Regions from separate parts of the Homo sapiens genome. Here region 1 is linked to region 2. Evidence: read pairs that join two places in POLR2A ChIA-PET (ENCODE). Cell type or tissue: PC-3. All regions are shown on one strand. Links, peaks and the distances in the headings refer to the core of each region. The heading gives the core; the rest is flanking DNA.

What was found. Peaks named below come from ENCODE experiments on the same cell type or tissue, not always from the same donor. Only the 100,000 strongest peaks of a DNase experiment are listed, where the experiment ranks them.
Region 1: POLR2A ChIA-PET joins it to region 2 with 6 read pairs; 3 of 35 experiments call an interaction of 5 or more read pairs at or near these places.

What each region holds. Positions count from the first base shown.
Region 1 is chr7:94,701,522-94,717,884 of GRCh38, forward strand. It overlaps the pseudogene RNU6-956P. Among named protein-coding and RNA genes, the nearest start is that of PEG10, 53 kb to the left of the region's middle. In PC-3, for the core only: no CTCF peak of the experiment used is centred there; no DNase peak of the experiment used is centred there.
Region 2 is chr7:94,966,260-94,982,622 of GRCh38, forward strand. The region is part of intron 2 of PPP1R9A (protein phosphatase 1 regulatory subunit 9A); the gene reads left to right. Among named protein-coding and RNA genes, the nearest start is that of PPP1R9A, 67 kb to the left of the region's middle. RefSeq lists an enhancer at 2,839-3,681. In PC-3, for the core only: no CTCF peak of the experiment used is centred there; a DNase peak (open chromatin) is centred at 6,242; H3K27ac peaks cover 3,112 bases.

The sequences.
Region 1 (16,363 bases), core at 5,316-10,315, 260 kb before region 2:
TTTGACTGAATACACAAAGGAAAGAGCAGGAGGGCAGAGTGTCCTTGGTGAAGGGAGATTAAGAGTCTGGTGAAGCCTGGTTATTTACCAAAAACTTCATCTACTTAACTCCAATGTCAGGCCTGCAAAAATATTTTCCCTTCCTATTTCCTGTTGCCCTGGGGAAAGTTGCTGTTACCATAGAAAAGGGAGTCTATGTGTGTAACCTATGCATTCCTTTCTAGGGGCAGACAAAAGACACATTGTGAGTGAATGACTTTCACAGCTCTTCAGCTCTAGACCATTAGTATGCTCAGTTTTAAGCTCTATGTTTCCCTTTTTGAAGTAGTTAAATCCTTTATTGACTGTTTCTTCTCATTTCCACATCATCTTTTAGTTCAGTGGAGGAACATTATATTACGATTCTTACTAAGGGGCCAGAAGTGTCAATCCATTTTAAGGTCAATTCAAACACAGACCGCTTACCTCTCAGCCCTATGCTGTGGAACTTCTGGAAGAAACCCCATTCTTAATTTTATGATGTTTTTACACATATACCCCCACAAAAAGAGGTTACCATAGAAACTGGGGAGCAAGTAACTTGGTAACTTTAACAGAAGTGCATACTTGCTATTGCCAAAGCTGGAATAACAATTGTGCATTTACCAGGAGAATACAAGACTTTCTATTGTAAAGTCGACTACTTCTTTTTTACCAGGTGCTCCATGATTCTTCAAGTGTATTCCCAATATGAGACAATGTTTTCTGTATTAGTGACTTAGAAAAATATTTGGGTTTTTTTTTGACATAGCAGTATGTCAGTGAAAAAAATTAAATTGACATGATTTATATTACCTTATGTGTCTACATCATTCCTTTTGCTTCTAAGGCTTTACAAGGACATCCTTGAAGATTTTTGTGAGGGGTTGGCTCCCTTTATTTTTAATTAAACATTGATATAATTCATTGTACAAAATTTGGGGAGCACAGTGAACTGTAAAGAAGATTTTAAAAACCCATAAAGCCTTTGTCTCTCGCTCCAGCCAGAGCTTGGGGTTAGTGCTTCACTGCCCTGTGTCCTCCGCTCCAGGAGGTCTCTGTGATTGTGCCACAGCCTAAGCCTCCATCGCTCTGTGACCTGCTGGTATTGGAACATTCATAGCAAAGACCCCAGGACACTCCTGAAGCCAAGAAGGAGGAAAAGAAATAGCCCTGCAATGTGAAGAGACATGAGACAGTAGCCAAACTCCCAGAAGACAGGAGAAGACAGAATACCTCCTAAATCTTTATATGAGGCCAGCATTAACCTACATCAAACCAGACAAAGACATTACAATAAAATAAAACCACAGACCAATATCTCCTATAAATGTACATGCAAAAACCTCAACAAAATACTAGCAATTCAAATTCAATGAGGTACAAAAACAATTACACACTATGACCAACTTGGATTTATTTCAGATAATGCAAATCTGGTTCAACATTTAAAAACCAATTAATGCAATCCATTCCATGAAGACTAAAGAAGAAAAATAACATGAGCATATAAATGGAGAAAAAAACATTTGAAAACATCTAGTACCTTCTCGTGGTTAAAAGACTGGGCAAAGAAGGAAAAGAAGGGAACTTCCTCAACTTTATACAAAATATTTTTTAAAAACTCCAACAGCTGGCCAGGCGCGGTGGCTCATGACTGTAATCCCAGCACTTTGGGAGGCTGACGCGGGCAGATCACCTGAGGTCAGGAGTTCAAGACCAGCCTGACCAACATGGTGAAATCCCATCTCTACAAAAAATAAAAAATTAGCCAGGTGTGGTGGCAGGCACCTGTAGTCCCAGCTACTTGGGAGGCTGAAGCAGGAGAATCGTTTGAACCCGGGAGGCAGAGGTTGCAGTGAGCCAAGATCACGCCACTGCACTCCAGCATGGGCAACAGAGTGAGATTCCATCTCAAACAACAACAACAACAAGAAAAAAAAAAGCCAACAGCTACCATCATAACCTAGACTGTGAGAAACTAGAAGTTATCCTGCCAAGATCAGGATCCAGTCAGTGATGGCCTCTATCAGCATTCCATCTCAACATTTTACTGAAAATCTGAATAGTATAATATGGGGCAAAGTGTATACTGTTTGGGAAGGATAAAATAAAACTGCCATTTTTTGCAGATGACTAAATTGTCTATGTAGTAAATCCAAAATGAGCAACCTAAAAAAATCTGGAACTAATAAACAATTATAATAAGGGTACAGAACACAAGATTAATATACAGAAGTAAATTGTTTCCTATATAGCAGGTATGAACAAGTCAAATTTGAAATTTTAAATGCCTTAACATTTAAATTAGTGCTTTTCAAAATGAAACATATAAATCTAAAAAAATATATTCAATATCATTTTGATAAAAACTATATAATTCTGATGAAAAAATCAATAACCATATACAATATTATAGGTATTCTCAAAGTATTTTTCTTCCAGTCTGAGCCTCGTCTTCTTATTCAAATGAGAAGCAGTGTATTTCAGAGTATAGTTTGTATTTCACAGAAGAAATATTTCCTTCTCATATACAAGCAAACTCAGTATTGTCAAGATGTCATTTCTCGGCTTCATCTATAGATCAACACAATCCCTATCTAAACCCAAAGAAATTATGTTGTGGATTTTGAGAATACTTTCTAACATTTATATGAAGAGAAAAAAATCAAAACAACACAATATTGAAAAAGAACAAGAAAGAGGACTGTTATTACTCAACTTCAATACTTATTATAAATCTGTAGTAATCACGAAACATTGTATTGGCAAAATAATCCACAAATTGATTAAAGGAACAAACACAAATCTCAAATATCTACAAAAATACAGTTAACTGATTGTTCACAAAGAATAAAAAGCAATACAATGGAGAAAAGATAATCTTTTAACAAATGGTGCTGTAATAACTGGACATCCACATGCAAAAAAAAATTTAAAAAGAATCTAGACATAGTTATTACACTCCTCAAAAATTATCTCAAGGCCAGGCATGGTGGCTCACACCTGTATTCCCAGCACTCTGCGAAGCTGAGGTAGGCGGATCACCTGAGGTCAGAAGTTCGAAACCAGCCTGACCAACATGGTGAAACCCTGTCTCTACTAAAAATACAAAATTAGCCTGGTGTGGTGGTGCGCGCCTGTACCCCGGCCACTAGGGAGGCTGAGGCAGGAAAATCACTTGAACCCGGGAGGCAGAGGTTGTAGTGAGCCAAGATCATGCCACTGCACTACGGCCTGGGCAACGAGAGTGAAACTCCGTCTCAAAAAAAAGAAAAATTATCTCAAAATGTATCAGACTTAAATGTAAACACAAAACAATGAAACTAAAAGAAAACAGGAAAAAAAATCTAGATGTTCTCAAATAGAGCAATAATATGCTGTTCTTCATTGAAATTTAAAAACAAAGAAAAACTCTGTAAAAGATATTGGTTCTCATTCTAATAAGAGGAGAAGGCACAGACCAGAAGAAAAATATTTTCAAAACACCCACCTGGAAAGAAATATTATCTAAGATATGTAACAAACACTTAAAATTCAACAAAAAGAAATGAACAACTCCCATAGATTACACACATTTTACATATCATATATTACTTTTTAGAATCCCTAACAGAATGAAGTCCTAACACACCCAAATTATAATTTCTGAGCACTCTTTCAGTAAGACATGTAAAGGCACAGGAAAAGCTGAAAGACTTTTTTGTATTCCTGGTCTACCTCATTAAAATGTAATCCTCGGCCAGGCCCGGTGGCTCACGCCTGTAATCCCAGTAAGAGGTGACAGTGTGCCGGCAGTCCTCACAGCCCTCGCTCACTCTCGGGGCCTCCTCTGCCTGGGCTCCCACTTTGGTGGCACTTGAGGAGCCCTTCAGCCCACTGCTGTACTGTGGGAGCCCCTTTCTGGGCTGGCCAAGGCCGGAGCCGGCTCCCTCAGCTTGCAGGGAGGTGTGGAGGGAGAGGCGCCAGTGGGAACCCGGGCTGCGCGAGGCGCTTGCGGGCCAGCTGGAGTTCCGGGTGGGCGTGGGCTTGGCGGCCCTGCACTCGGAGCAGCCAGCTGGCCCTGCCGCCCCGGGCAATGAGGGGCTTAGCACCCGGGTCAGCGGCTGCAGAGGGTGTACTGGGTCGCCCAGCAGTGCCAGCCCACCAGCGCTGCGCTCAATTTCTCACCGGGCCTTAGCTGCCTTCCTGCCGGTCAGGGATCGGGACCTGCAGCCCGCCATGCCTGAGCCTCCCACCCCCTCCATGGGCTCCTGTGCGGCCCAAGCCTCCCCGATGAGCACCACCCCCTGCTCCACGGCGCCCAGTCCCATCAACCACCCAAGGGCTGAGGTGTGCAAGTGCACGGCACGGGACTGGCAGGCAGCTCCACCTGCAGCCCCGGTGCGGGATCCACTGGGTGAAGCCAGCTGGGCTCCTGAGTCTGGTGGGGACGTGGAGAACCTTCATGTCTAGCCCAGGGATTGTAAATACACCAATCGGCACTCTGTATCTAGCTCAAGGTTTGTAAACACACCAATCAGCACCCTGTGTCTAGCTCAGGGTTTGTGAATGCACCAATCGACACTCTGTATCTAGCTACTCTGGTGGGGCCTTGGAGAACCTTTGTGTCCACATTCTGTATCTAGCTAATCTGGTGGGGACGTGCAGAACCTTTGTGTCTAGCTCAGGGATTGTAAACGCACCAATCAGCACCCTGTCAAAACAGACCACTGGGCTCTACCAATCAGCAGGATGTGTGTGGGGGCCAGATAAGAGAATAAATGCAGGCTGCCCGAGCAAGCAGTGGCAACGCTCTCGGGTCTCCTTCCACACTGTGGAAGCTTTGTTCTTTCGCTCTTTGCAATAAATCTTGTTACTGCTCACTCTTTGGGTCCACACTGCTTTTATGAGCTGTAACACTCACCGCCAAGGTCTGCAGCTTCACTCCTGAAGCCAACGAAACCACAAGCCCACCTGGAGGAATGAACAACTCCAGACGCGCCGCCTGAAGAGCTGTAACACTCACCGTGAAGGTCTGCAGCTTCACTCCTGAGCCAGTGAGACCACGAGCCCACCAGAAGGAAGAAACTCCAAACACATCCGAACGTCAGAAGGAACAAACTCCAGACGCGCCACCTTAAGAGCTGTAACACTCACCGCGAGGGTCCGCAGCTTCATTCTTGAAGTCAGTGAGACCAAGAACCCATCAATTCCGGACACACCAGCACTTTGGGAGGCCGAGTAAGGCAGATCATCTGAGGTCAGGAGTTCAAGACCAGCCTGGCTAACATGGTAAAACCCCATCTCTACTAAAAATACAAAAAAATTAGCTGGCATGGTGTAGCTGTAGTCCCAGCTACTCGGGAGGATGAGGCAGGAGAATCGTTTGAACCTGAGAGGCGGAGGTTGCAGTGAGCTGAGATCGCGCCACTGCACTCCAGCCTGGGTGACAGAGCGAGACTCTGTCTCATAAATAAATAAATTAATTAATTAATTAAATGTAATCTTCGAAGGTGTTGTAGCCAGCTCTCCAGGCTCCTAAGATTGTGAGGAATGCATGTCTTCCTTCCAGGGCAAAGAGCAGCATTGAATAATAACATAATAGCTGTAACATGGATTTTTCAAGCATGGCTTCAATTTGACACGTCAGAACATTTGAGATTCTAAATCACTGCTCCAGACTGTTTTACATCGCTCCACTGACTATAGGAAATTTTTACTGAAATCAAGGTTTAACAAAATAACTTACTTATAAAGTCTAACAAGCGGAAAGAAAATTAGCCAGAGATAATCAGTTCTTCCTGAAAAACACTCTTTTCTCATTAAATTTTTTCTGACGTTAGTTTACTGATTTCAGGTAGAATTTTAAATTCTCCTTAAAAACAGAAGCAAACAAAAGAACTAACTGATAAAAACTAATAAAAGCTTGCTCAAATTAAAAAAAAAACCATAAACCCACTATCCGGAGTTAATTTTAGTTAATAATTTGACCTAAGTTCTCCAAGTATTTTTTCAAACATAGTTGAGATTGTTGAGGGCTTTCATTGCAATTGTAAAAGGAATTGCAGGTGCCTGCTTAAATGAATGACTGGGATACATGTATAAAACTGCCTTGTCTAGTTATTTCTTTACCTTTATTCCTTAGCAATAGAATCTAGTCAAGCCAGCTATTATTCAGCATAATTTGTTAATAATATGCTCTCATTTTTGCCATAAAATATATATTTTCTCTGACATGTAGGGTTTATGTAATTTTGGAATTTATTTCATGGAGAAATACTAGCTAGAGGGAAGAAATCAAGAAATACCTTTGGTACCACAGTGTCGGAGGATGGATCTATCTGGATAACACTCCCTGCTGACAAGGTGAAGGTTGTGGGACTTAACATGCCAAGAGGGTGTATGGTGATGATGAAAGATGAAACTGTCATGGCTAAAATTGAGCAACGGCTGCTCCTTTTGTAGGGGAGAAAGTTTTCTTTTCTTTTCTCTACCCCTCTTAGAATCATTGGCTGGGGCCCTGTAAATTAAACTGACAAAAGACACATTAATAAGAGAAGAACAAACAGAAGTTTGTTAACATGTACAGTATGCGTACACAGAAGAGCACTCAAAGGGATGGTTAGCATTTGGGCTTACATAGCATCTTAATAAATTTTAAACAATAAATTTTAGAGATGTGACAAGATGAAGGAAAAGGACTTTGAGTTTCTAGGGCAGCAAATTATGGGAAGGCAAATATATGGGGGGATGAATGAAAGATAAGGGCTAATTAATAAGATTTGTTACATGGATTCCTCTAGTGCAATCTCCAGGCTGATAAGGGTCTAGAGCTGTCTCCAATAATTACCTCTGTCCTTCCTGGTGGAGAGGAGAGAGAGGCACATTTACAAATTTACATTCTGCTTTTAATCAAATGAGGGAGGGAAGAGAGTTTTTCTTATGTCTGTTTCTTCTTAATTGTCTTCAGCTCAAAATAATCAATATGCCAAAATGACATATTTTGGGGTGCATCTTCTGCATCTCTTCACTGCCATTTCTCTTGGTAATGAACCTTGTTGCTGCTTGTAAGATTGCTTTGAAAGTGATGGGACTGAGGATGTTTGCGACTGAAAATTACAGACAGCTGGGCAATGCTGTAATCAGAAAAAGGATCATTGACTTAAATAAAGCTTCCATCAAAATATATTCTTTATAAGAAGATTTGCAATATTAATAGCCTTTCTCTCAAGGTATACTAGAAAGCATTCAGTGAGTCTTACTGTATGTCAGGTAAGCCTTGTTCTCAGTCTTTTCTGGAAAAAAAAAAAAGAATTATCAGACGTCAAATATAAAGAATATTTATCAGTATTTATTCTAAAAATCTCTGAGAACACTTAAATTTTTTTTTTAAATTAAGCTCATGTCTTCTCTTCTTTGTAATGAACCAGAAGGATTACTGGGTGTCTTCAGCGGAAAACTAGGCAGTTGTCTAAGCACATTATTACTGTCATCTGATCTATAGGTTCTCTGTATTTTTCCTCATCTTTGAGTTATTTTATAATTCTTGTAAGTTGTAAGTAACTGATAGCAATGCAAGTAATTACTCTACAGAATCACACAAATTAATTTTGTCTTAGGGAAATTAAACTGATTTCTCTCTACTTCCCATGGAATAAGACCTTTTTACACCAATTTGTAAATAAATTCCCACATACTTATTGCTTATATATGCGCATATTCTTTAACACTCATTTGGATCAATTGTAACATTTATGGGTCCCTCATTAGTTAATGAGTTAAATAAAATCATTGACAGGTATTCATTTTGTATTTGTATGTCAGTCACAATTATACCCTATTTTAAGCTTCCAAATCTACTTTTCTTTTTTTATTCCAAGCAGTACCCATATTGTATACATCCTACCTTAAATATATTTTAAACTTATCTTTTCTGTTCCTTTTGCCTTATCTTGGCCCTCATTATCTCATCAGGAGTACAGCAACAATCTAACTTGTATGTAAGTGATGAATAAATTCATGAACTCCCAGGTTTAGGATCAGGATTATAACAGTTATTGTCAATAATGGGAACAGCTGAAGTGAAAATAGAAGATACCAGGGCTCTAGGAAGATTACTCTTCTAAAAATGTTGCTGAAATACAGTTTCATTGTATTTCTTTCTCTGATAAAAGCACGTTAGTGCAATATGCACATTCCTTACTTCCACAATAATATCATTGCTTTAGCACCCGAAATTCAACTGGCTTTGCAGTGGCTTGAAGCCTAGTAACATCTCCTCCATTTTTTAGGCATTGCTCGATGATACCATTTGTTCATCACTTAAAGTAAAAACTATTGGAATATTTAAATTAACAGTAATCAACTTAGGGTTTTTAAAAAATTTGTAAACTTAATAACAGGATTAGATTTGATTGGTTGTAGCAGGGGGTGGGGAAGGTGGCATCAGCGACATTAACTTCAAGAATGATCGTTGCCCAAAGTTGTTTTGTTGTTGTTCTGCAAACATTTCTTCTGGTAATTACTAAACTTAATGTCCATGTATATTCTTGTGGTATCATAAAAATAGCATAAACTCTAGCTCAAAATTCTTAAACATGATCTGAATATACTAATTTAAGATAGAGAATATACCAAATTAAAATATGCCTTGTGTAAACTCTTGGACCTCGGAATGACACCTCAATCCACTCTTTGGAATCTAGAGGTCACATGCAGGGGCAGGTGGATAAACACGAGGTTTCCATAGTACATTCTGAAGCTGGAGGGATGCTCAGCAATTACCCAAGAAATACAGAAAATATCCTCAAACAACCTTGTTTCCTGAAGTTTCTTTGATTGTACATACAAATTATTAAAAACAATACACTTGGAAAGGCTCAGAAGCCATGCAGTACTGCCTAAGTATAAAAATAGGAAGACTAACATTCTTGAAAGCCTCAGGCATACTGAATTTGTCATTAACAAAACATTTGAATTCATGAGGACCAAAGGCTGGAGAAAAAGAGAGGCTATCCTGCCCCTACTTAAGTTGAAACTACAAAGGCTATATATGTTTCCATTTTCTGCTGCCGAATGACAATAAGGTAAACAATGTTAAGAATATCAGTTTGATATGCATTGTAAAATGAATAAGATATAAAAATACTCTTCTGAAACAAAAATTTTAAAATTCAGGTTTTTCTGAAGCAGCTTCGTTCAATACTTTTAAAATGATATTTTGCCACAGATATGAACTTTTATGAATGCCTGGACACAATTAGAATTCATCTATATATGTTTACAAAATGTCCTCTTTTTATTGATAGTTATTTTCTACAAAAGTTGTTGGAGTTTCTCTTTAAATAACATAAACCTATTATTAGCTTTCATTAAGAAAATTATCCAGCACATGGTGAAACGGGCAATAAAATGAAAAGAAAATTATCCATAAACATTACATAATTACACCACCTAAGACTTTCCAATCTATTTGGCTTATCAAGTCTCCTTCAAGTTTTTAAAAACCATTTTGCCTGTTTTCTATGGTAGATAATAAAAAATTGAATTTAAGCAAAATATTTTATTTTATATTAGCATATCAATAAAGAATACAAATAACATTTACCTAAAATAGTTTTAAATATTAATATGGGGTCACTGATCACTTTTAAATATATAACATTTACATATAGTTATATGTACTATATAAATATATAAATAATACTATAATATAAATACACGTTTATATTTATATAAATGTCCTATATATTTATATTACAAATATAAATATGTAAATTTATATAAATAGAAATGTGTATATTTATCATTTATCTATGTAACAATATAATTCATATAAAATATATTACATAAATTTTTATATTCATATTATAAATATATGTATTTATATATGTATATTTTTAGACATAAAATATATGTCTATGTAAAGATATGAATAATATAAAATATTATGTTATTTTATAACAATATAAATTTAGGTGTCTTTCTATTCAGAAAAAATGCCACTTGATTTACTTTAAATTGTGTAAGACAAAAACTGCTTTGTCAAAAATAATATTTAAAATGAAATATGTTTTCTTTGGGGACTGGATGCATGTTAAAAATACATATTAATACATAACTAAATGTTATGCATCAAAAAGACCAAAACGCCTTTCATAACCTTGCAATTTTAGCATATGCTTTATAAACTTAACTGGTTTGTATTTTTAGGCTATTTTGAAGATCTTTCCATAAATAAAATATTTCTTAGGAGTACAGTGCTTGTTTTCCAATACTTGGATGATGTATTATTGTTTTTCTCATTGTGTGTTTTTATATTTTTATGTATGTATTATTTTTTTCTCAAGTTTTTTCCTTGAAGAACTATTTAATAGTGTAGCTTCTGGATCTGGTGAATACCAGTTTTTGTATTACAATCATGAACAAAGCAGAACTGCCTGCATAATACTATGACTAAATGGATGAGATTGATTTATTCCAGTAACTAACAATATCAAAAGGCGAGTAAACTTTTCCATGGGGGTACAATACATAACCAATTCATAAGAATTTCTTCAATGCTTTTCCTTGGATTAAAATCACATTATGGACAAATGAAGTCATTAACAAATCTCTTGAACCTGTCAACCTATTTTGCAAAATGTACAATTTCAGAAATTTTTATATGAATAACATGTTATCTGTCCAAAATTATGCTTTTATTTTGACAATTCTTCAGAAATATTTCAGAATTCAGAAACAGAGGTATATCAAAGCAATCTAAAATACTTCTAGCATCTCTCTTTTTATGTAGTAAATATAGAAATCTTTGTGATTTCTGCATTTTCCAGGGGGGTCCCTGGGCAATCTAAAAGATAATTGTAATTTTAGAAAACATCTTCGAGTTTGCTTCAGCAGCAAGTGTACTAAAATTAAAACAATATAGAGAAGATTAGCATGATCCCTGCACAAGTGTGACACACAAATTTGCGAAGCATTCTATTTTTTTTTTCGACAAATGGTTATCTATTTCAACTGGATATCCACATGCGGAAGAATAAAGTTGGACTCTTACATTATACCATATATAAACATTAACTTAAAGTGAATCAAAGGTCCAAGCAGCAAAATCTAAAACTATAAAACTCTTAGAGGAAAACATAGGAGGAAAGATTTATGACATCAGATTTGGCAATGACTCCTTGGATATGACATCAAAAGCACAGACAACAAAAAAAGTAGATAGATTAGACTACGTTCAACATGGAAAGCTTTTGTGTAGTATGCTAAGTAAGACTCGTCACAAATAGACAAATACTGTATGATTGCACTTATATAAGCTATCTAGAATAATAAAATGTATAAAACAGCAAGTAGAATGGTGGATGCTGGGGCTGTTGGGAGAGATGAATGGGAGCTATTGTTTAATAAGTATGGTGTTTCAGTTCTGGAAGATGAAAAAGTTCTGGAGATGGATGGTAGGGACAGGTGCACAAACATGTGAATGTACTTAATGCCACAGAACTGCACATTTAAAAATGGTTAAAGTGGCAAATTTTATGTTTTGTATATTTTACCACAATGAAAAAACAAAAAGACAATCTATTCTTTTTTTTTTCTGTGTTTAGAATCTGATCTTGAAGAAACAGAATTATCAGAAAAGATCTGGTCATTTGATTGATACAGTATCACAGTTGCCTGTGAGCAATGACTGATTATAGCTTAATTATACATAAAGTAACAATATTTTATAAAAGATGAAAGTAACACAATTATAAGAAACTTTAGTTCTCCTGAAATGATGAACTTTAAAAAAATTGATAACAAAATAAAATCAGCACAAATTTCAGGAAATTATTCTGGTGATATACAGAATTCCTGCTAACTCTGTAGATTACACAGACGGTAAAAAATAATCTTATTCCCTTTGTTAAAAGCCGATTAAATATTTCAAGATCAATTTATGTTTTAACAGGGAGAAGATAAAATTCCAGGATTGCATTAATGTAGTCTTTTGCAGTAAAGGATATTAAAATATCTTTATAAATAAACCCATTAAAATTAAGCAAACTTCCTCCAAATTTTAATATATTTCATCTTTTTTCCTAGACTAAGATATTATAAAGTATGGTAAATAAAATTCATTTTTCTCAAACCTTATACAACTTGCTATGTACACTCAAGTTTTATCCCTCACTATAATCTTTAATATTCTGGAACAAATTGACACACTATTCTGTTTTTACTTGAAAACCATATCTGGCGGCCCTCTGGTTGTCAAGGGTTGCTTCTTTCTCTATTTGTATGATTTTATTTTTCCTTAATTTATTGAATTTTTCTTTTTTTTTTTTTTAACTTTATGTTCCAGGATACATGTGCAGAACGTGCAGGTTTGTTACATAGGTATACTAGGTATACGTGTGCCAAGATGGTTTGCTGCACCTATCAACCTGTTACCTGGCTTTTAAGCCCCATGTGCATTAGCTATTTGTCCTGATGCTCTCCGTCCTCTTTCCCCCCACCGACAGGCCCCGCCCAGCAGTATGTGTTATTCCCTCCCAGTGTCCACGTGTTCTCATTGTTCAAATCCCACTTATGAGTGAGAACATGTGGTGTTTGGTTTTCAGTTCCTGTGTTAGTTTGCTGAGGATGATGGCTTCCAGGTTTATCCATGTCCCTGCAAAGGACATGATCTCATTCCTTTTTATGGCTGCATAGCATTCCATGGTGTATATGTACCACATTTTCTTTATCCAGTCTATCATTGATGGGCATTTGGTTCAATGTCTTTGCTATTGTGAATAGTGCTGCAATAATCATACGTGTGCTAACCTTCTCTCCCTGGAACCTTCTGGAAAGTGAGGAGCGCCTCTGCCAGGCTGTAGCACCATCTGAGAAGTGAGGAGCGCCTCTGTCCCACCCCAGTGCAACTCTACAGGTGTGAAGTGGCAGTCTAGTGTGTGATCTTTCTGCCCTCCTCAAGTTTGCATTTTCAACATTAAAGTTTACTTCTAAATTAAAAGACTTAAATTGGGGAAGATAAAAAAAAATGTGTACATGTGTCTTTATAATAGAATGGTTTATATTCCTTTGGGTATATACCCAGTAATGGGATTGCTGGGTCAAATGGTATTTCTGGTTCTAGATCCTTGAGGGATCGCCACACTGTCTTCCACAATGGTTGATTAATTTTTATTACATTAATTTACATTCCCACCAACAACGTAAAAAGTTGTTCTTATTTCTCCACAGCCTCGCCAGCTCTGTTTCTTGACTATTTAATAATTGCCATTCTGACTGGCATGAGATGGTATTTTATTGTGGTTTTGATTTGCATTTCTCTAATGATCAGTAATGTTGACCTTTTTTTTAAATACGTTTGTTGGCTGGATAAATGCCTTCTTTTGAAAAATGTCTGTTCATACCCTTTGCCCACTTTTTGATGAGGTTGTTTTTTTCTTGTAAATATGTTTAAATTCCTTGTAAATTCTGGATATTATACCATAGTCCTTTGTCGGATGGGTAGATTGCAAACTTTTTTCCCATTCTGTATGTTGCCTGTACTCTCTGATGATAGTTTCTTTTGCTGTGCAGAAACTCTTTAGTTTAATTAGATCCCATGTGTCAATTTTAGCTTTTGTTGCAATTACTTTTGAGGATTTCATCATAAAATCTTTGCCCATGCCTATGTCCTGAATGGTATTGCCTAGGGTTTCTTCTAGGGTTTTTATGGTTTTAGGTCTTACGTTTAAGTCTTTAATCCATCTTGAGTTAATTTTTGTTTAAGATGTAAGGAAGGGGTTCAGTGTCAGTTTTCTGCATATGGATACCCAGTTTTCCCAACACCATTTATTAAACAGGGAATCCTTTCCCCATTGCTTGTTTTTGTGAGGTTTGTCAAAGATCAGATGGTTGTAGATGTGTGGTGTTATTTCTGAGGTCTCTATTCCATTCCATTGATCTATATGTCTGTTTTGGTACCGGTACCAGTACCATGCTGTTTTGGTTACTGTAGTCTTGTATAGTTTGAAGTAAGGTAGCTGATGCTGCCAGCTTTGTTCATTTTGCTTAGGATTGTCTTGGCTATGCAGGCTCTTTTTTGGTTCCATATGAAATCTAAAGTAGTTTTTCTAATTCTGTGAAGAATGTCAATGGTAGCTTGACGGGAATAGCATTGAATCTATAAATTTCATTGGGCAGTATGACCATGTTCATGATATTGATTCTTCCTATCCATGAGGATGGGGTGTTTTTCCATTTGTTTGTGTCCTCTCTTATTTCTTTGAGCAGTGGTTTGTAGTTCTCCTTGAAGAGGTCCTTCACATCCCTTGTTAGCTGTATTCCTAGTTATTTTATTCTCTTTGTAGCAATTGTGAATGGGAGTTTGCTCATGATTTGGCTCTCTGTTTGTCTATTATTGATGTATAGGAATGCTTGTGATTTTTGCGCATTGATTTTTTTATCCTGAGACTTTGCTGAAGTTGCTTATCAGCTTAAGGAGATTTTGGGCTGAGACGATGGGGTTTTCTAAATATACAATCATGTCATCTGCAAACAGAGACAATTTGAATTCCTCTCTTCTTATTTGAATACACTTTATTTCTTTCTCTTACCTAATTGCCCTGGCCACAACTTCTAATACTATGTTGAATAGGAGTGGTAAGAGAGGGCATCCTTGTCTTGTGCCTGTTTCCAAAGGGAATGCTTTCATTTTGCACATTCAATATGATATTGGCTGTGGGTTTGTCATAAATAGCTCTTATTATTTTGAGACATGTTTCATCAATACCTAGTTTATTGAGAGTTTTTAACATGAAAAGTTATTGAATTTTATCAAAGGCTTTTTCTGCATCTATTGACATAATGATGTGGGTTGTCATTGGTTTTGTTTATGTGATGGATTACGTTTATTGATTTCCATATGTTGAACCAGCCTTGCATCCCAGGGATGAAGCCAACTTGATTGTGGTGGATAAGCTTTTTAATATGCTGCTGGATTCGGTTTGCTGGTATTTTATTGAGGATTTTTACATCTATGTTCATTGGGGTATTGGCCTGCAGTTTTCCTTTTTTGTAGTGTCTCTGCCAGGCTTTGGTATCAGGATGATGCTGGCCTGGTAAAATGAGTTAGGGAGGAGTTCCTCGTCTTCAATTGTTTGGAATAGTTTCTGAAGGAATGGTACCAACTCCTCTTTGTACCTCTGGTAGAATCTGGCTGTGAATCTGTCTGGTCCTGGGCTTTTTTTGTTGGTAGGCTATTTATCACTGCCTACATTTCAGAACTTGTTATTGGTCTATTCAGGGAATTGACTTCTTTCTGGTTTAGTATTGGGAGGGTGTATGTGTCCAGGAATGTATCCATTTCATGTAGATTTTCTAGTATATTTGCACAGAATTGTTTATACTATTCTCTGATAGTAGTTTGTATTTCCATGGGGCCAGTGGTGATGTCCTCTTTAGCATTTTTTATTGTATCTATTTGATTCTCTTTTTTTCTTTATTAGTCTAGCTAATGATCTATTTTATTATTTGATTCAAAAAACTGGTTCCTGGATTCATTGATTTTTTGGTAGGGTTTTTGTGTGTGTGTGTCTCTATCTCCTTCAATTATGCTCTGGTCTTAGTTATTTCTTGTCTTCTGCTAGCTTTTGGATTTGTTTGCTCTTGCTTCTCTAGTTCTTTTAATTGTGATGTTAGGGTGTCAATTTGAGATCTTTCTAGCTTTCTGATGTGGGCATTTTAGTGCTATAAATTTCCATCTTAACACTGCTTTAGCTGCATCCCAGAGATTCTGGTACGTTGTCTTTTGTTCTCATTGGTTTCAAAGAACTTCTTGATTTCTGCCTTAATTTCATTATTTACCTAAGAGTCATTCAGGGGCAGCTTGTTTAATTTCCATGCAGTTGTGTGATTCTGAGTGAGTTTTTTAATCCTGTGTTCCAAATTGATTGCACTGTGGTCTGAGAGACTATTTCATATTATTTCAGTTCTTTTGTATTTGCTGAGGGGTGTTTTACTTCCAATTATGCAGTCGATTTTAGAGTAAGTGCCATGTGGCACTGAGAAGAATGTATATTCTGTTGTTTTGGGGTGGAGAGTTCTGTAGATATCTATTAGGTCCACTTGATGCAGAGCTGAGTTCAAGTCCTGAATATACTTTTTAATTTTCTGTCTTGTTAATCTGTCTAATATTGACAGTGGAGTGTTAAAGTCTCCCACGATTATTGTATGGGAGTCTAAGTCTCTTTGTAGATCTCTAAGAACTTATTTTATGAATCAGGGTGCTCTTGTATTGGGTGAATATATATGTAGAATAGTTAGCTCTTCCTAAAGAATTGAACCCTTTACCATTATGTAATGCCCTTCTTTGTCTTTTTTGATC
Region 2 (16,363 bases), core at 4,045-9,044:
CATGTCATCTGCAAACAGAGACAATTTGACTTCCTCTCTTCCTGTGTGAATACCTTTATTTCTTTCTGCCCTGGCCAGAACTTCCAATACTGTGTTGAATAGGAGTGGTGAGAGAGGGCATCCTTGTCTTGTGCTGGTTTTCAAAGGGAATGCTTCCAATTTTTGGCCATTGATTATGATATTGACTGTGGGTTTGTCATAAAAAACTCTTCTTATTTTGAGATACATTCCATCAATGCTTAGTTTACTGAATTTTTAGCATGAAGGGGTGTTGAATTTTATTGAAGGCCTTTTCTGCATCTATTGAGATAATCATGTGGTTTTTGTCATTGGTTCTGTTTATGTGATGGATTACGTTTATTAATTTGCCTGTGTTGAACCAGCCTTGCATCCCAGGGATGAAGCTGACTTGATCATGGAGGATAGGCTTTTTAATGTGCTGCTGGATTTGGTTTGCCAGTGTTTTATTGAGGATTTTCGTATTGATGTTCTTCAGGAATATTGGCCTGAAATGTTCTTTTTTTATTGTGTCCCTGCAGGGTTTTGGTATCAGGATGATGCTGGCCTCATAAAATGAGTTTGGGAGGAGTCCCTCTTTTTCTGTTGTTTGAAATAGTTTCAGCAGGAATGGTTACTGCTCCTCTTTGTACCTTTGGTAGCATTTGGCTGTGAATTCGTCTGGTCCTGGGCTTTTTTTCGTTGGTAGGCTATTAATTACTGCCTCAATTTAGAACTGGTTATTGATCTATTCAGGGATTCGAATTCTTCCTGGTTTAGACTTGGGAGAGTGTATATGTTCAGGAATTTATCCATTTCTTACTAGAGTTTCTAGTTTATTTGCATAGAGGTGTTTATAGTATTCTCTGATGGTAGTTTGTATTTCTGTGGGAGATCAGTGGTGATATCCCCCTTATCATTTTTGTTGTGTCTATTTGTATCTTATCCCTTTTTTTCTTTATTAGTCTGGCTAGTGGTCTATTTTGTTGATCTTTTCAAAAAAGCAGCTCCTGGATTCATTGATTTTTTTTTGAAGGGTTTTTCATGTCTCTGTCTCCTTCATTTCTGCTCTGATCTTAGGTATTTCTTGTCTTCTGCTAGCTTTTGAATTTGTTTGCTCTTGCTTCTCTAGTTCTTTTAATTGTGATGTTAGAGTATCAATTTTAGATCTTTCCTGCTTTCTCTTGTGGGCATTTAGTGCTATAAATTTTTCTCTAAACACTGCTTTAGCTGTGTCCCAGAGATTCTGGTACATTTGTGTCTTTGTTCTCATTGGTTTCAAAGAACTTATTTATTTATACTTTAATTTTGTTACTTACCCAGTAGTCATTCAGGAGCAGGTTGTTCAGTTTCCATGTAGTTGCGTGGTTTTGAGTGAGTTTCTTTTTTTTTGTTTTGAGGTGGAGTCTTGCTCTGTTGCCAGGCTGGAGTGCAGTGGTGCGATCCTGGCTCAGTGCAAGCTCTTGAGTGAGTTTCTTAATCCTGAATTCTAATTTGATTGCACTGTGGTCTGGGAGACTGTTTGTTGTGATTTCCATTCTTTTACATTTTTTGAGGAGTGTTTTACTTCCAATTATGTGGTCAATTTTAGAATAAGTGCAATGTGGTTCTGAGAAGAATGTATATTCTGTTGATTTGGGGTGGAGAGTTCTGTAGATGCCTATTAGGTCAACTTGGTCCAGAGCTGAGTTCAAGTCCTGAATATCCTTGTTAATTTTCTGTCTTGTTTATCTGTCAAATACTGACTGTGAAGTGTTCAAGTCTCCCACTATTATTGTGTGGGAGTCTAAATCTCTTCGTAGGTCTCTAAGAACTTGCTTTATGAATCTGGGTGCTCCTGTAGTGGGTGCATGTGTTTTTAGGATAGTTAGCTCTTCTTGTCGCATTGATCCCTATACCATTATGTAATGCCCTTCTTTGTCTCTTTTTTTTTTGAGACGGAGTCTCGCTCTGTCGCCCAGGCTGGAGTGCAGTGGCGGGATCTCGGCTCACTGCAAGCTCCGCCTCCCGGGTTCACGCCATTCTCCTGCCTCAGCCTCCCAAGTAGCTGGGACTACAGGCGCCCGCCACTACGCCCGGCTAATTTTTTATATTTTTAGTAGAGACGGGGTTTCACCGTTTTAGCCGGGATGGTCTCGATCTCCTGACCTCGTGATCCACCCGCCTCGGCCTCCCAAAGTGCTGGGATTACAGGCGTGAGCGTCTCTTTTGATCTTTGTTGGTTTAAAGTCTGTTTTATCAGAGACTAGGATTGCAACCCCTGCTTTTTTTTTGCTTTCCGTTTGCCTGGTAAATATTCTTCCATCTCTTTATTTTGAGCCTATGTGTGTCTTAGCACATAAGATCGGTCTCCTGAATACAGCACACCGATGAGTCTTGACTCCATCCAATTTGCCAGTCTGTGTCTTTTAATTGTGGCATATAACTTGTTTACATTTAAGGTTAAGAAGTTCTCCTGGATAATATCCTAAAGAGTGTTTTCCAGCTTGGTTCCATTCTCCCTGTCACTTTCAGGTACACTAATCAAATGTAGGTTTGGTCTTTTCACATAGCCCCATATTTCTTGGAGGCTTTGTTTGTTCCTTTTGATTCTTTTTTCTCTAATCTTGTCTTCATGCTTTATTTCATTAAGTTGATCTTCAATCTTGGATACGCTTTCTTCTGCTTGATCGATTCGGCTATTGATACTTGTGTATGCTTCACGAAGTTCTCGTGCTGTGTTTTTTAGCTCCATCAGGTCATTTATGTTCCTCTCTAAACTGGTTATTCTAGTTAGCAATTCATCTAACCTTTTTTCAAAGTTCTTAGCTTCTTTGCATTGGGTTAGAACATGCTCCTTTAGCTTGGAGGAGTTTGTTATTACCCATGTTCTGAAGCCTACTTCTGTCAATTCGTCAAACTCATTCTCCATCCAGTTTTGTTCCCTTACTGGCAAAGAGTTGTGATGATCCTTTGGAGGAGAAGAGGCATTCTGGTTTTTGGAATTTTCAGCCTTTTTGTGCTGGTTTTTCCTCATCTTTGTGGATTTATCTACCTTTGTGTTTTCATGTTGACCTTTGGATGGGGTTTCTGTGTGGACGTCCTTTTTGTTAATATTGATGCTATTCCTTTCTGATTGTTAGTTTTCCTTCTAACAGTCAGGCCCCCCTGCTGCAGGTCTGCTGGGGTTTGCTGCAGGTCTACCCCAGAGCCTGTTTGCCTGGGTATTACCAGTGGAGGCTGTCAAACAGCAAAGATTGCTGCCTGTTCCTGCCTCTGGAAGCTTTGTCTCAGTGGGGCACCTTCCAGATGCCAGTCAGATCTCTCCTGTATGAGGTATCTGTCGACCCCTGCTGGGAGGTGTCTCCCAATCAGGAGGTACAGGGGTCAGCAACGCACTTGAGGAGGCAATCTGATGCTTAGCAGAGCTTAAGCACTGTGCTGGGAGACTCCCTGCTCTCTTCAGAGCTGGCAGGCAGGAGTGTTTAAGTCTGCTGAAGCTGCGCCCAGAGCCACCCTTTCCCCCAGGTGCTCTGTCCCAAGGAGATGGGAGTTTTATCTATAAGCCTCTGACTGGGGCTGCTGCCTTTCTTTTGGAGATGCCCTGCCCAGAGAGGAGGAATGTAGAGAGTCAGTCTGGCTATTGTGCCTTTGCTGAGCTGTGTTGGGCCCCACCCAGTTCGACCTTTCTGGTGGCTTTGTTTACACTGTGAGGGGGAGAACCGCCTACTCAAGCCTCAGTAATGGTCGACACCCCTGCCCCCACCAAGCTGGGGTGTCCCAGGTCGACTTCATACTGCTGTGCTGGCAACGAGAGTTTCAAGCCAGTGGGTCTTAGCTTGGTGGGCTCCATGGGGGTGGGATCCACTGAGCTAGACTGCTTGGCTCCCTGCCTTCAGCCCCCTTTCCAGGGAGTGAACGGTTCTGTCTCACAGGCATTCCAGGTGCCACTGGGGTATGAAAAAACACTCCAGCAGCTAGCTTGGTGTCTGCCCAAACGGCCATCCAGTTTTGTGCTTGAAACCCAAGGCCCTGGTGGCATAGGCACCAAAGGGAAACTCCTGGTCTGCAGATTGCAAAGACCATGGGAAAAGTATAGTATCTGGGCTGGAGTGAACCGTTCCTCACTCCACAGTCCCTCACGGCTTCACTTGGCTAGTGGAGGGAGTTCCCTGACCCCTTGCACTTACCGGGAGAGGCAATGCCCCAACCTGCTTTGGCTCATGCCCCACCCTGCTTTGTCTCACTGTCTGTGGGCTGTACCCACTCTCTAACCAGTCCCAATGAGATGAGCTGCGTACCTCGGTTAGAAATGTAGAAATCACCCATCTTCTGTGTTGACCTTGTTGGGAACTGCAGACTGGAGCTGTTCCTATTTGACCATCTTGCCAGCCACCTTTTTTTTTTTTTTTTTTTTTGAGATAGAGTCTCTCTCTGTTGCCCAGGCTGGAGTGCAGTGGTGCGATTTCAGCATATTGCAACCTCCGCCTCCTGGGTTCAAGCGATTCTTCTGCCTCAGTCTCCTCAGTAGCTGGGACTACTTAATTTTACATTGTTAAGAGTAAACAGGGTTCTGTATTCTGTATATAAAGAACTGACATAAGGAAGCATCCTTGAGTAGTGGAAATGGGTTTTCTAACCATGGCTTTAGTATTTAAATCTTCTGTACCTCTAATTTCTTACATAGTAAGTGGAAGTTCAACAACTGGAAGATCTCTGTGGTCTTTAGCGTCCTCACCCTCTCTCTATGCTTTCTCATTCAGCAAACATTTGTCAAGTGTCTACTCTGTGGCAGAATTTGTGTAAGAACTTGGGGATAGTCTGTCTTCAGATGAGCTCAGAGTCTAGTAGGAGAGAGGGGAAAGGGACAAAAGAGAAAAAAAAGCAATACTTGTAAGTCAACCGTTAGAAGCCAGTGTGGTGAGTGCCTCAAGAGTGATAATCACTTAGTGGTGGACCACTGAGGAGCCTCCCACTGGGGGTCAGGGTGCAGTGGGGGAGGTCTAGGAAGATTTCTTGGTAGAAATCACATTTAAGTAATCCTCAGGTAGTCAGCCAAGTGTATTAATGGGCAAATGGCATTTTATGACAAAAGCTACTTGGTAATCATTTCATGCTTGAAATTTTGGATAAATGAATTGCTAAAGATGACCAAGCAAGAAAAGACTGCAACGCTTTTTTTCTTTATTACCCATGGCCAGATTTCCTAGTTATTTTCTCATTGCAAAAGAATGTGAAACAAACTGATTAAGTGTAAAATAACTCTTAACTCTTATTTAGACTATCGTAGTCATCTTCAAAACTCTTTGAGATCATCTTGAGAATTCACAGTTTTCTATTCTTTTTGTTGCTAGCAGGTGAAATTATGTACCTTTGGAACCCTCTGTATGGGTCAGTCTGTGGTACTCACAGTAGTCTTTATATAGGAGTGTTTGCATGTGATTGCAGGTCAGCGGAGAAGCAAACAAAGCAATAACCAAAAAAGGTGTGCTGAAAGTTGCTGTTTCAACTCATAGACATAGTAATCTAGTTGAAGTATTTTAACAATCTCTTCAGTGCTATTCAGAAGACAAATACATTGAACTTTGTTAATCTATTGAGATTTTCAGGATTTTTAAATTGGTTAGGATATAAGAATTCTTTCTTCCTAAGTTTTTCCCTTTGCTTTCATAGTCATTTCCTTTAAAACCTGATTTAAAGCTTTGTGTTGAAGAAGGCTTCCATCATTACAAACTCTCCTTATGCAATTTATTTACATACTTCAGTACAACTTATTACCCAGTTTGTATTCTCATAATGAGTTGATTCTAAATTAAAATACAGAGATATTTCTGTTATGGCCATGATGACCCAGGCACACATAGAAGGTGGCTGTGGGATGTGAATAATAATGCCTAATTTTAATTCATAAAAGCAGTTGTCTGTTTTTTCATACAACCTTGGTATTGTACTGTACTTATTACTGGTCTTTTGTACTGTGTATATATGGTCTTGTTATTTTTATTAGGTAGTTTATCTAAGTTTTAGTTCTAGTTATGTAAGTGGATAAGATTCACATTGATTTTGACTTTCATGATTTATTACATTAATGCAAATCAAACATTGACCAGAGAGAAAAGCAACAACCTTTCTTAGATGAAACAATGCATTCCTAACTTATGCTGTTAGGACCAATTTTTTTTTTTTTTCCCTGCAAATGTGACAGGCTTCTTGTTCTCTAGCAGTGACCTCTACCTTGGCCCTGACTCAGCTGGTATGATGGTTCTTTGTGCAAATATTTTCTCAACCTTCAATTTGTCACAAGTAGCTAAGCATTATCCCGTGAATAATAGATTTATGATTTTGCTAGCATTAGCACAGTGACTAGGATACTAACTTATTCCAGCTGTGTTTCCTGGGTTTGAGTTTTCTTCCCAGGAACTGGCCTTTCTGAGCAAGAAGAGAATGAATGGCCGATTAAGTAGATTTGCAGTAGGTGTACACTGGCAGCCTAGAGGAAGATTAATCTGAAGACAGGTTGAGAGCACCTGGAACATTTTAGGATTTAGGTGATCTGACTATTAAGTGTTGCCAAGTCATGGGACCTGGTAACTACCATGTTACTGATGGGGAGACTGGATCTTAGAGAGTTAGAGGATCTTGTCAAAAAGTCATCCCATTCTAAATTTAATACACTCTTACTGAATCCAAGTTTCATGTTCTTTCCATTCCATAACAGTTATAAAGACCAATGGAATGAATAGATTCTTAATGGTAAGGAAATAATGACTTCCTGGACACAATATATTTTTAAAAACCGGAAGTAGAAATTACTTCGTACTTTTCCAGGATGTTTCAGTCATTTAAAACAATGCTGAGATTTCACTTCCTTCACTTTTTTGCTTTATGAGATTTTGTCCCTTGTCTTAAATACTGTGAAAACAAGAAACCTCCACAAAATATTGAAGCAAGAAATATATCTACCACATCATAAAAATAATGTGTTTTTATATTTTGGTTATTGTTTACTAAGTTATTTTCTACCTTAGGTTATAAACTAGAGTTGAAAAGGGCTGAACTGCTTATTTTTAAAAAGTGATTTAATAAGATTATTGTTTAGGAGATGTAGAGAGAATGATAGGCTAAAAAAATGCCTTGAATTGTAATGATGTCATGTGTTGAGAACCAAAAAGCGAGTTTGGGACTTAAGCATTCCCTTGAAGAATAGATGGATAAGAAAAAAAGTGAACGTTATAGATTTTGGAGAGTTGAACTGTTGGTGGTGGAGAATGACAGACTAAAATGAATATAGTAAGTGAGATAGGAATTAGCATGTTGAATGAACATTTGTAATCAGAGTAGATAATTCATAGGGGACAAGAGAGAGATAGGGATTAGATAGTGTCAGAATTAGGAAGATGACCTTTATTTATGGTATATAAGTCAAGTTATAGAACAGAGAAAACAAAAGTGGTGTTTTAGAAATTTTATTTTTTTTCTTTCTTTCTTTTTTTTTTTTTTTGAGAAAATGTCTCGCTCTATTGCCCAGGCTGGAGTGCAGTGGCACAATCATAGCTCACTGTTGCCTCAACCTCAAGGCTCAAGTGATCTTTCCATCTCAGCCTCCCAAGTAGCTGGAATTACAGGCGCATGCTGTCACATCCAGCTAATTTTTTATTTTTCGTAGAGACAGGGTCTCATTATGTTGCCTAGGCTGGTCTCAGACTACTGAGCTCAAGCAATCCTTCCACTTCAGCCTCCCTAAGTGCTAGGATTGCAGGCATGAGCCACTATGCCTGACCTCAGAAATTTTAATTTGAGGAAATGTAGACACCATTTAGGAAATTGATTGTGGTTTTAGGATCCTGCACTCTGGCAACAATAGTAGGCTTTGAGAGATGAAGGATGTGATATTGGATGAACTGCATGAGTTAAGGATGAATCTGAGATAGAGGTTCTGAAACTTGAGTGTGTATTAGGATCGCCTAAGGAGCTTGGTAAGGTTCTGATTTTGGCAGGTTGGGTAAGAGGACAGAAATTGCATTTTTAAAGGCAGTCTCGGCATTTCTGATGTAAATGGTAAACAAGTTCCTAGCCAGAGACACCAGGATAATCATAGATAGAGAAATGGAAATTAGGAGAATAGTTTTATAAGATGAAATGGTAAGTTTAGTTTTGGATAAGTTGAGTGTTATCTTTATATATTGCAATGAGTTTGATGACAGGACATCCAAATGGAACGAGCTGTCCAATAAAAATAGATCTTTGTGTTGGATTGTAGTGTGAGAGTGGATGATGTATCAGAGGAAGGTGTTGGAAAAAGAACAAGAGCATGTCCTTTTCTTCTGATTAATTCATCTAAGAAACACTGGGGCAGTGATGGGTCTCTTTAGTTACGTCAGGTCAACACAGTTTCATTCTTGTTTCTCTTCTAAAAAAACATTGACGCTTCTTGTTTTATTTTCTTAACTCCTGGGAAACGTACATAAATGTCTTTGCCACAGTCAAGCTGGTCTTGACTGGATAACAGCATTTTCAATCACTAAAGTCAGCTATTTGAGTTGTTCAGTAGAGGCACATTAAAATAACTCATAAATAAGTCAAGACAAGTTATAGAGAAGAGAAAGTTATAGAGAAGAGAAAACAGAAATGGTGTTTTAATTTGAGGAAATATAGACACCATACAGGAAATTGATTGTAGTTTTAAGATCCTGGGCTCTGGTAAGCAGTAATAGAATTTGAGAGGAAAGTTTATAGTATCTGATATGTCCCTATATATAAATGATTCTTAATCCATATTTTTCAGGACCCTTAGGGAGCTTTTCAGATAAGTTTAGCTAGCATTTTTAAATTATTGAAAAAATGAACTCTTCTCTTAATTTGGAAAAAAAATACTGTGTTGCAGTCTTTAGAAGAATCTTAGTATATAACATACTCTGGTCTCAAAATCAAATAAGCAGTGACATTGTGCTATAACCTAAAAATTGATATGAATCACTGTGATAAAGGAAGTTTACTCTAGTTTATTCATAGATGAAGAAAAGTAGCCTGGTAGCTTGAAGCTGTTCTTTTAGCTTTGCTGCAGATTTATAAAATGTTCAACATTTCCATTTACCTCTGGACAGGCTGTAGTTTTTTTTTGTTTTTTTTTTTTTTTTTTTTTTTTTTTAAGGATTAAGATCCTTGAAGCTAGAGGTCTTTGAAACTGCATCTGAGTGGAAGAGGTCTAGTGTAAAGTGACTCATTCTTAAACATATTCAGAAATGCTGTGGGCCAAATTGAATCCCTTGAAATATAACCTGTATACACAGTTTCCAGAACATGAGCTAGTTGTGTTTCAGAAGTTTATGTGTAAGACAGCTGTTTGGAACTCAGAACACATTTTTTTTTTCCTTATTGAAGCAGTACAAAAATTACTGGCTATGTTCCCAGGCCAGTTCACAAATATTTTTCACCCAAATGTACTTTAAGTATTAACTGTACAATTTCCATTTATTGAGTTGATATTTTTGTTTCTGTGGGAAAATATATCCCAAATCAGTTTGAAAGAAATAGGTTATCTTTGCTTAGCTGGATTGGGGTCTTCTCAGAAGATGTCACTGGTCATTCATAAAAACCAGTAATTTATTAATTGTACATTTTTAACCCCTTCCTCTCAATTATAAAGGTACAATTTCAGGTTATTCATTCCCCTAGTGATTACTATTTTAGAAAGTAGCCCCGGTTTCTCTGTCTTCCTCTTTCTTTACTTTCTCTTTTCTCTCTAAATGTTGGGTCATTATTAAGTTTATGTCTCTATATCAGGGATTGTGTGTTCAGGTTTGGTTACAAAATGGTTAGTGCTCCTGTATTTTTTTTAGCCAGCATTGATTAACAGAGTTAATCACTTTCTGTCTTTAAAAGAGACTGATAAGGGCTTATGATATAAAGTTTATTTGGGAAATTATCTGTTATCTGTCAAGTATGGTGATGACTGGTATTGTACAGGACAGAAAACTAAAATACCTACTAAATTATTAATAACATAAAATAATACAAAAATTATTACGGCATTGTTTATTATGTTGGATTTTAGTTCTTTGGTGAGTCATGCATAATACATTATCTGTTATATTTAACATGTTTTATTCTTTTTTTTTTTTTTTGAGATGAAGTCTCGCTCTGTCACCCAGGCTGGAGTGCAGTGGTGTGATCTCGGCCCACTGCACCTCTGACTCCTGGGTTCAGGCGATTCTCCTGCCTCAGCCTCCCGAGTAGCTGAGACTATAGGCATGTGCCACCACGTCTGGCTAATTTTTTATATTTTTAGTGGAGACGGGGTTTCAGTGTGTTAGCCAGGATGGTCTCGATCTCCTGACCTCGTGATCCACCTATCTCAGCCTAACATGTTTTATTCTTAATGCATATTTTGTTTTGACTGGTTGTGGTTGGTGAATATATGTGTTCATTAAATAAAAGAGGTTCTTTTTAGCAGGGAGTAAGGCTGTTTTAACTTCAGCCTCAGGGAATGTTTTACTTTGATGGGATGGCTGTTATTTTGAATGGAATCAAGGATCTGGAATCTTTTATTTATTAATCATTCACTCTACATGTATTTATTGAGTATCTGCTTGGTGTCAGGCTCTATTCTAGGTATTGGGGATACTACAGTGACCAAAACAGACATGGTCCCTTCTTTATGTAGGTTATATTCTTGCTGGGGATCTAGAGAATAAATGAGAATTGAATAAGTAAGTGTGTGTTGCGATATATTGGGAAGGTAGATCCAACTTGGCTAACAGATTGGCTATGGTATATGAGAGTAAAGGATATCAGCCAGGTTTTTGGTCTAAACAGCTAGAATCCTGTAATTGCCTTTCCCTACAGTGGGGAAGACTGAAGGATATGGGGGCTTGTGGGAGTAAGAGGGGATCAAGGATATGGTTTTTACATATTAAACTTGAGGTGCCTGTTAGACATTCAAATTGAGGTGTTCGAAAGGCAGTTTAGGGGAGATGTCTGGGTTGAAGAGAAATTTGGCAGTTGTCACTAGAGAGTGAATATAGGAAAAGAAGAGATTCGAGTCACAAGCCCCAGAGCTCTCCATTATTGAGGGGCTGGGAAGACAAGGAATCAGCAAAGTAGACCAAGAAGAGCAACTGTGACCATCAAGAATAGCTGAGGTAGATGGTTCCCCAAAAGCCAAGTTAAGAAACATGTTTCAAGAAAATGGGGTGATCAGTTTTGTTAAATGTTGCTGATGGTTCGACTAAGATGAGAATTGACCATTGAGCAACATTGAAGACATTGGTAATCTTTGAATGGAGTCATTTTCATGGAGAGGTGGGACAAAAGCTTGAATGGGGTGAGTTCAGGAGAGAATTTAGAGGAGATAATTAAATTGAAGATTAACAAGTCAGACTGTTTATCAATCTGTAGACAATTGACAATGAGTTCCTGAGAGGATGGTTGGGATATGAGGCCAAATCAGGGGATATAGAGAATGTTATGGTGATAAGAGGCTAGGTGGTGAAGGATGACTTGGGTATCTTGGTCTTCTTTTTCATTTTCTTTTTTTTTTTTTTTTGAAATGGAATCTTGCTCTGTCACCCAGGCTGGAGTTCAGTGGCGTGATCTCGGCTCACTGCAACCACTGCCTCCCAGGTTCAAGCGATTCTTCTGCCTCAGCCTCCTGAGTAGCTGGGACTACAGGCACGTGCCACCATGCCCGGCTAATTTTTGTATTTTTAGTAGAGATGGGATTTCACCATATTGGCCAGGCTGGTCTTGAATCCCTGACCTCATGATCCACCCGCCTCGGCCTCCCAAAGTGCTGGGATTACAGGCGTGAGCCACCATGCCCGGCCCATCTTGGGCTTCTTGTGGTGACTGATATGAAGGGGATAAAGTGAGTGTTTAGCTCCAGTGTCTTCAAAGTAGATTGTGATGCAAAGCCTGTGAACGTTGAGGGATAGGGAATGGGGAGTGGCATAATTCTCCTAGGCCATAAAGTGATTTCTTATAAGATACCTAGCTAAGGAATAATCTAGGAGAGTAAATTGTTTCAGTTTACCTGAGATTGAATTGTACCAAAAAGCCAAATTATGGCTATCTACTAAATATAGAGCCTGCATGTTTTTAATTGATTTATGATTATAGAGTAGACTAAATTTTTATGTGACATGTAAATGGCTACTGAAAGAATAAATGCTTGAAAGACTGAATAAATATTACAGATTCTCCTTCAGTAAAGTTATGAAAGCCTGATAAATAATTCTAGGCATGATAGTATTTTTCCTAAAAACTTACTCCTTTTCTTGGAGGCTGCTTAAAAATTTTACATTGCCAATTCATTTCTCGACACTTTTTTCTATCTTGATCTTTTTTTTGTGGGCTGCATTCATTTTCATTCAGTGGTTTCTTCGCTGAGTGCTTTTCCCAAAATAAACACCAGTCATATTTAGAATGAAATAATGACCTAGTGTAAGTATTCTGAATACTGTTTCAACTTTTCAACATTTCTGAAAATTCTAGACTGATTTATTTTCCAGAATCCATTTAATTTAGATGTTCAGAGTAGTGCTTCTTCTTAAAACATCAACAGTTTTTGTTTTGTTTTGTGAGACACGGTCTCGCTCTGTTGCGCAGGCTGGAGTGCAGTGGCGTGATCTCAGCTCACTACAACCTTCGCCTCCTGGGTTCAAGCTATTCTCCTGCCTCAGCCTCCCGAGTAGCTAGGATTACAGGCATGTGCCACCAGGCCCAGCTAATTTTTGTATTTTTGGTAAAGATGGGGTTTTGCCATGTTGGCCAGGCTGGTCTCGAACTGCTGACCTCAAGTGATTCCTCCGCCTTGGCCCCACAAAGTGCTGGGATTATAGGCATGAGCTACCATGTCCAGCCAACATCAACATTTGTAGTGATAGAATTTGAGTTGTTTAGATCAAGTTTATGGTGCTTTCTGGGCAAATTCTGAAGGGAGAGACAGTTGGTTTACTATTAGAGTTTACTTGTTTGAGCAAACTCTTTTATTTTGTTAATCAGATTTGTCATATATTTGTAGTGCCAGATTACATTTTTAGTTTTTCTGCAATAAATTGTATTAAATTCAGTTTATTAATAGCCAGGTATATCCTGTATATCTCCATTAGTGAGTCTTTATAGGAGAGTGTAGCTGTTAATCAGTGCTGTCTCTGTGAATTTTCTTGGAGATCTCTCAATGGGATTTGTGGTTTGAGTGTATCACCCTTAGGTTTTTACAAAAGATAATAAGCACTAATGTTAAATGCTACTTAGCAAATGGATGCAAAGCTTTGACAGTAATTTTAGGTTATTTCTAGATAGTGTGGACTTAAAAAAAGTTTTTTAGAAAGCTGTTTTCAGTTGACTTAGAGTTACTTGTAATCTGTTATTATCAAGGTCACCCCATGGAAGATCTCTGAATACCCAATGAGGCAAGTGTCATTATTACCTCTTAATTTTCTCCAGGGGAAACACCAAATTCTGTGGTGGCTTAGGTGAAGGAGTAAGGCTCTTTACTCAGCTTTTGTTTTTAATTGTAACTGTGCAGATGTCTCCTATGTCCTATGGCCAGTTATTTAAAATAGTGAAAGCCAAATGCTAGTTTGGTGGTGTGCAGGCATAACTCAATTATCTGACAAGAGAAAAAGAATGGTTGAGTATATGTTACTTTGGTTGACAATGTTAAAGGTATTTTTTTTTGGTTTTGGGGTACCTTTTTAGTATTTACCTGTAAGGATTGAAATATTAAGTCAGAAAATTCATAATACTTGTGAATTGGTATAATTGTCTAGACTAATGCTTCTTTTACCATTGGCGTAATTGTCTAGATTGATGCTTGTTCTTAAAATTTGGCCACAACTCTACACTCTAAGCTGGGGTGTCCAATCTTTTGGCTTCCCTGGGTCACACTGGAAGAAGAATCGCCTTGGGCCACACATGAAATATACTAACAATAGCTGATGAGCTAAAAAAAAAAAAAAAAAAATCACAGAAAATCTCATAATGTTTAAGAAAGTTTACGAATTTGTGTTGGGCCGCTTTCAAAGCCACCCTGGGCCTCATGCGGCCCGTGGGCCACAGGTTGGACAAGCTTGCTCTAAGCAGTGCATTGGCACATTTATGTGCGTGTGTGTGTATTAATATTGTATTAATATTACAGTTATATATATAAAATAAAAGTTTCATGAAATAGTACTTACTTTTACATTGTACAGTACATTCTAATACTTTTCTAGCTGTTTATAAAATATTCAGTTTTTGAGACAGGGTCTCACTCTGTCGCTCAGGCTAGAGTGTGGTGACGCAACCTCCTGGGCTCAGGTAATCCTCTCACCTCAGCCTCCCAAGTAGCTGGGACTACAGGCGCATGCTACCATGCCCAGTTTAGTGTTTTTTTTTTTTTTTAGAAAAAGTTGGACATGAGCTAAATTGATTTCATAACCCTTACTGAGTCATAACTTGCTTTTTGAAAAATCCTGGCCTACCTTATCTCTGAGGTGCCGCACAACTATGGAGTATGTTACTGTGACAGTGTACATAAAAATAACTTCTTTGATCTGGGTTCTTATGAGAAGGATAAAAATATTGAATATTACTCAAAGCCCACTGACCATAAGAAAGTGATCTCTACCATCAGATAATTTTAAAAATGCATATAGAAGAGTCATATATTTGTATAACTAATCTTTGTTGAGTGGCATCTGTGTGCCACGCTCTGAACTTACCACTGCCTATTTGAAGGTGAACAAACAGGCCGTCCTTATCTCCAGGAATTTCAGTGTAGTGGAAGAGATAATAAGCAAGTGAATAAATATTTGTAAATTGCTGTGCAGCTGTGCTAGAGAATAATGGGAGATGGTTGCTTGCTCACAGTTTTTCATCATCTCATTTGTATCTAGCTTAAAGAAGAAAATGTGAGCTAGAAGCTTAGGTTTTTGGTCTCAGATGTCACATTCTTTCTGTTGAGTAGGGTACCCTTGTTCCCATAAACCTTCTTAGGCAGGGGGCCCAGTGTACTTATTTATTTATTTTTTTTGAGACACAGTCTCACTCTGTCGCCCAGGCTGTAGTGCAGTGGCAAGATCTCGATCTCGGCTCACTGCAACCTCTGTCTCTCAGGTTCAAGCAATTCTCCTGCCTCAGCCTCCTGAATTGCTGAGACTACAGGAGTGCGCTACCGCAGCCGGCTAATTTTTGTATTTTTAGTACAGATGGGGTTTCACCATGTTGGCCAGGCTGGTCTCAAACTCCTGACCTCTGATGAGCCTGCCTCAGCCTCCCAAAGTGTTGGGTTTACAGGCATGAGCCACTGTGCCTGGCCTACGTTTTTTTTAAAAAAAACTTATTATTACAGATAATTATCTTGTGGGCATATTTTCACCTTGTATTACAGATAATTTTCTTTTCAACCTCCAGCTGGTGTTATTTTCAGGTGAAGTCTTCATCTTAGGCTATTATACATACATATGTACATATATTCTAATACAATTTTGTATTTCTTGTCTTTTCACACTAGTGTCCATATTTTCATAGCAGTCATGAAGCAAAATTGAGGTTGTTACAAGTTGCTGTGATTATTACAGAGAAGAGTTTCTTTTTTTAATTTAATTTAATTTTTTTTAATTATACTTTAAGTTCTAGGGTACCTGTGCACAATGTGCAGGTTTGTTGCATATGTATACACGTGCCATGTTGGTTTGCCGCACCCATTAACTCATCATTTACATTAGGTATTTCTCCTAATGCTATCCCTCCCCCAACCCCCCACCCCACTACAGGCCTCAGTGTGTGATGTTCCCCGCCCTGTGCCCAAGAGTTCTCATCGTTCAATTCCCATCTATGAGCAAGAACATGCAGTGTTTGGTTTTCCATCCTTGCTATAGTTTGCTCAGAATGATGGTTTCCAGCTTCATCCATGTCCCTACAAAGGACATGAACTCATCATTTTTTATGGCTGCATAGTATTCCATGGTGTATATGTGACACATTTTCTTAATCCAGTCTATCATTGATGGACATTTGGGTTGGTTCCAAGTCTTTGCTATTGTGAATAGTGCCACAGTAAACATAGGTGTGCATGTGTCTTTATAGTAGTATGATTTATAATTCTTTGGGTATATACCCAGTAATGGGATCACTGGGTCAAATGGTATTTCTAGTTCTAGATCCTTGAGGAATTGCCACACTGTCTTCCACAATGGTTGAACTACTTTACAGTCCCACCCACAATGTAAAAGTGTTCCCATTTCTCCACATCCTCTCCAGCACCCGTTGTTTCCTGACTTTTTAATGATCGCCATTCTAACTGGCATGAGATGGTATCTCATTGTGGTTTTGATTTGCATTTCTCTGATGACCAGTGATGATGAGCATTTTTTCATGTGTCTGTTGGCTGCATAAATGTCTT